Regions from separate parts of the Homo sapiens genome. Here region 1 is linked to region 2. The links are chromatin contacts, found by Hi-C in ENCODE. All regions are on one chromosome and are shown on one strand. The core of a region is the stretch at or near the end of the contact, and the rest is flanking DNA. Distances in the headings are between cores, read along the strand shown. Region 1 overlaps KAZN (kazrin, periplakin interacting protein). Region 2 has its middle 37 kb from the start of PRDM2.

Region 1 (2,700 bases), core at 148-2,647, 1.4 Mb after region 2:
TTTCTCTCCCCAAACCCTCTTCTTTGAACCTTCCCCTCTTCTGGGGGACTCAGGAGCAGCAGCCAACTTCTGCTCCCATCTCCTTTCTCTCCTTCCCATGCTCCTTTAGCTCCCTTTCTTGGGGAGACATAGCCAAGGGCTGCAGACACCCCCCACCCACCCACCTGGGCACAGAACGGACAGATCCACCCTCACCTCACTGAGAGCCCCACCCCTCCCACCTTGACCAGGCAAGAGTCCAGCAGGGACAGTGAATTTCTGCCCTGCCAGGCTGGACAACCAGGAGGACTTGTTCCCTCTGAAGGCACCAAAGCTGTAGCCAGGAATGTAGTGGGAAGGAAGTGGCTGCAGCTAAACTCTAGGTGTGGCCAAACAGTGCCCAAGCCCCAGGAGAGGGGCCCCTTATTGCCAACAATAGCCAGCCTTGACTAAGTGCCTACTGTCAGCCTGAAAAAACAGACATCAGAAAAAAATATCTCCTATATGATGAATGTATTTGGGAGTAAGCATAAATGGATTAGTCTCTGGAAGTATAGCTGTGGCAAGCCATAGGTGCGTCTGGAGAGGGGACAGCAAAGGGAAGCTTTTATTGGCAAAAAAAAAAAAAAAAAAAAAAAAAAAAAAGAGAAGTTCACATAAGCTGCTTGGAAACAGACTTCATTGGCTGCAGAGGCTCAAAGCTAGAGTTGGCATCAGTTCATTGGTGGAGATGACGTTACTGGGCAGTGTTCTTTGGAGAACATCTTACCTGAATTGCTGCAGTCCTGAAGAAGGAATTTCTTGGGGGCTATTTTAGAAAGTCCTTGAGACAGTCCTTATCTCAAACATGCAAGCATGAGTTCCCCTCCTTCGTGATTTCCCGGCTCTAATTCTTCTGGTTCTGACAAAAGTGATTTCATCCTGGTATCTGCAACTTTCACACCCCCATAGCTTCGCATTCAGAGTTTATAACATTCATTTCAAGCTACGAGGCAGATATTCTCATTATTCCCATTTTATATATGGAGAAACGGAGGCTTCAAGGAATCTGCCTGATGCTGAGGTCTGTTCAACTCCAAAGCCTGGTCCAAATGGATGACAGGGGCCGTGTCTTGGAACTTTGGGTAACCAGATTTGGCCACATATCACCTCTCCTCTTCCCAGAAGCACATAACAGAGGTGAGACTCAGCTAGCAGAATAAAACAGAGTGAAGCCAGCCAGGCTGGAGGCCTCCCGGGGGCTCTCAGCTCTTTCCCATCCAGGAAGGATGCCGTGTTTCAGTGCCTGTTCCAATCCCTATAGAATTTGGAGTCCTGTGCCTGATCCAAAAGACTTCCCTGCAAGCCATGCCGGTCCGTGGGAGCCGGGCACCAGCACTGGCTGCCGGCCTGCACCCCGGCCTGACAGCCCTGTCACCTGGCAGGAAGGTGGGGCCCTGGCGGGGCTGCAGAGGCAGCTGCTGCCGTTTCCGCATTCCTGGCACCATGGCAACAGGAGGCCACTCAGACGGGTGACCTGCACAGAGCTCTCTGCAACCTCTGCCATTTCCTTGGGAAAAACAAAGGGCTTAGGCTCACTGAGAAGGGAAACGTGATAATGTTGGCAGTGACCTCTCAACCCATACTTGTCCCAGCACGGACAGCCCGTCACACTCACCCCCGCTGAGTCCTCACGGCAGCCCACAGAGGAGGCAGGCAGCAGAGAATGGTACCGGGTTAGCTTTACAGAGGAGGAAACTGAGGCACAAGGTGTTTGGGAGACAGGTTTTGGTGGAGATGGGGATGATGGATGAGTGTGTGGTCACCAGGTGGATACAGTCCTTTTCAAAGAGTCCCTCAAGGAGTTTAAAATGGAGAGAGGGAAGGCCTTGTGGGGAGGGGGTTTGTAACTTGAAAAAGTGAGATTTCTAGGCTTTTTTCTACATATCAAACATACTATAGTCAATGCAGAAAACTTGGGAGACAGAAAAGTATGCACAGTCACAAATACTCTCACACTCACACGGGCACATTCACACACACACTCGCACAATTACCTATCACTTCTTTTCCAGAGACAGACTTTTCATGTTGATCCATCTAGTACTTTACATATTTTTATATACTAGATTTTCTCCACCTAGTATATTGTATACACACACGTGTATATAATAATTATACACTTTACATCTACATATAATTTTTAAACCACAGTCAGGGTTACACTGTGCCTGCTGTGTTTTGTTGTTTTTTGTTTTTTGTTTTTGCAATGGAGTCTTGTTCTGTCGCCCAGACTGGAGTGCAGTGGCACAATCTCGACTTACTGCAACCTCTGCCTCCCAGGTTCAAGTGATTCTCCTGCCTCAGCCTCTGGAGTAGCTGGGACTACAGGCGTGTGCTACCACGCCCACGCCGGGATAATTTTTTGTAATTTTAGTAGAGATGGGATTTCACCGTGTTAGCCAGGACGGTCTCGATCTTCTGACCTCGTGATCTACCTGCCTCCCAAAGTGCTGGGATTACAGGCGTGAGCCACCGCACCCGGCCGTGTTTTCCTTTTTCATTTGGCAGTAGGTGGTGGATGTTTTCCCGTGACAGGACTTTTTATTCATTGCACATATTCCAACATATGAATGGAGCGTCATTCCTTCAAACAAACTCTCATCAATAACCATTCATATTGCTTCCTAGTATTTAATTTTTCCAAAGTTTTTATTACAAAACTATACATGTTTACTAGGG
Region 2 (2,700 bases), core at 1-2,500:
TAATCATCTGGTACTCACTCCATCCTGTCACCCTGTGAAAAAGGTGCCTGCTTCTCCTTTGCCTTCTGCCATGATTATAAGTATAAACCTCTTTCCTTTATAAATTACCAGTCTCGGGTATTTCTTCATAGAAGTGTGAGAACGGACTAATACAGGTTAGTTCTTCTGCAGCTCATCTGCTACTCACAAGTGGAAAGAAGCAGCTCACAGACTCTTCATCTCCAAGAGTCAGACTTTCAGGGCCTCCCTCAGCAAACCTGCACGGCTTCCTCCAAGGCAGAAGTCCAGGGAATTACTTATGACTAATGCGGTCAGACCCAAAGCAGTCACTCCACCCAGTCGGAGGGAGTCCTACGCTGGTTGCTGCCTCCCCACCTTCCTCACCCCCATGCTCAAAACTGTGACACCCAGGTCATTGACACCTGTGTCTGCAGCTGGCAGGGCCACAGTTCTGATCACATTCACACATTCCTTCATTCATCATTTCATTCATTCACACACCTTTATTTGAAAACTGACATATGGTGGATACTGATGTTTCTGAGATAAAGTACCCAGTTTGCTGTTAATGCAAACTCAATACGGCCTGGGAAGGACTCCGTACTTCTATATTCGAGCCCCTGTGGACGAACTGTAACCTAGCTTAATAGGCAGACAAGGTTGAAAACCTAATTTAGGAGTATACACCTGTAACAATTACAATAGTTGAGTCTTGGCCAATCCCAGCAGCCATACTTCAACCACTCAGAGACTGCTAAGTGTTCAAACTGTGTTCAAATAAGACAAACACCAGCCTGTAACCAATCCAGCTGTTTCTGTACCTCACTGCCGATTTCTGTATGGCACTTCCCTTTCTTTGTCTATAAATTTGTTCTGACCAGGGGGCATCCCTGGAGTTTCTCTAAATCTGCTGTGATTCTGGGGGCTGCCTGATTGGGGAATCATGCATTGTTCAATTAAACTCATTTAAAATTAATTCAGCTGAAGTTTTTCTTTTAACACTGCCCTTACTAACTTCGCAGCCTAGTGGGGAGAAGTCATGTGACAAATACAAAGTGAGGAAAAAACTCCTTAAACTCCTAAACTGTGCTACCAGTGTGCTAATAACAGATTTACGGGGATTATTTCATTTAATCCTCACAACAACATGAGGAGGTGGATACCATTATTATCTTCATTTCACATAGGCACCCCACCCCCCCAAAGAAAAGAGGATTCAGCAACAGGCACAGCAATTTGCCCAAGATGACAAAGCTAGAAATGGTGGAAATTAGCCAGGAAGTCACGCTGACTCCAGACTCTGTGTAATTTACATGTCTCAGGCATTTTTACAAGAAAAAAAAAAAAAACCAGGCACAGTGTCTCATGCCTGTAATCCCAGCATTTTGGGAGGCCTCAGTGGGAGGATTGCTTGAGCCCAGGAGTTCGAGACCAGCCTAGGCAACCCCGTCTCAAAATAAATAAATAAATAGCTTTTTAATCCTCTAACCTAGCAATTCTGCTTCTAGAGGAATTGTTTTATAATTGTTTATAATGGCAAATAAACTGTCCTACATGTCCATCAAGGAGAGCGTGTTTACAAGACTTGTAGTATGCTCACCCCATGAAGTATTTTACACACAGTGATGAAAATGAATCCACGATGGCCATAAATGTTAGAAACGTAAGACTGAATTTTTAAAAGCCAAAGACCACACACCATATGATGACATTTTGAAAGCTCAAACCCAGTAAAAGAAGATAACACATTGTTTTGACAACACACAGCTTAGGTAAGCAGATTTTTTTTTTTAAGTCAGAGAGTGATAAAGACAAACTTTAGGGTAACGATCATCTGGGAGGATGGATCTAGGGAAGCAGAAGAAGGAATTAGGGGTGGGGGTTGTCCAAGTAAATGTGAGGCCTTTTGTAATGGTTTAATTCCAGGATTGACAAGCTAGAGCCTGCAGGCCAAATCTGGCCCTTCAACTGTTTTTGTAAATAAAGTGGGTTTTTTTGTTTTGTTTTGTTTGAGTTGGATTCTCGCTCTGTTGCCCAGGCTGGAGTGCAATGGTGCAATCTCACCTCACTGCAACTTCCACCTCCTGGGTTCAAGCAATTCTGCCTCAGCCTCCTGAGTAGCTGGGGTTACAGGCACCCACCACCATGCCTGGCTAATTTTTGCATTTATAGTAGGGACAGGGTTTCACCATGTTGGCCAGGCTGGTCTCTTTGGTCAGGCTGGTCTCGAACTCCTAACCTTGTGATCTGCCCGCCTCAGCCTCCCAAAGTGCTGGGATTACAGGCCATAAAGTTTTATCTGAACACAGACACACCAATTTGTTTACATATTGTCTATGCCGGCACTCACTCTACAATAGCAGAAATGAGTAGTTGCAATGGAGACTATATGGCCCATAAAGCTTAAAATATTCGCTATCTGACTCTTTACGGAAAAAGTTTGTTGTGACCTCTGTTCTTGCCTTGGATTGAGTAATAGAGTCCTCTCTTTAATAGCGGTAAGACATTCACCTCTCTGGGTCTCAGTTGCCCTATCTGTAAATAGGGATGATACTACTCTGTGAAGTAAGAAACTGTATCATCCTTTAATGTATGGAAAGTGGATTAGTGGTTTTTTAGGGCCAAGAGGTGGCGCTGGGGGGAGATGAGAATATGGAAATAGGGACTGACTACTAATGAGTAAAAAGTTTCTCTAAGGGG

What was found. A loop is a pair of places that touch in the nucleus more often than their neighbours do. Pooled maps may share reads with other maps.
Region 1: a pooled map of heart right ventricle shows a loop between it and region 2 (2.3-fold over the local background). The contact joins two enhancer-like sites. A Hi-C loop is called at or near these places in 1 of 168 maps with a recorded cell type or tissue (chondrocyte) and 9 of 50 pooled maps.

Annotation. Positions count from the first base shown.
Region 1 is chr1:15,089,139-15,091,838 of GRCh38, forward strand. The region is part of intron 8 of KAZN (kazrin, periplakin interacting protein); the gene reads left to right. Among named protein-coding and RNA genes, the nearest start is that of TMEM51-AS1, 62 kb to the right of the region's middle. Within about 2 kb of position 1,398, at least 12 of the 41 ENCODE cell types and tissues checked have a DNase peak (open chromatin) inside an H3K27ac peak, as active enhancers do.
Region 2 is chr1:13,661,406-13,664,105 of GRCh38, forward strand. No RefSeq gene overlaps it. Among named protein-coding and RNA genes, the nearest start is that of PRDM2, 37 kb to the right of the region's middle. Within about 2 kb of position 1,251, at least 2 of the 41 ENCODE cell types and tissues checked have a DNase peak (open chromatin) inside an H3K27ac peak, as active enhancers do.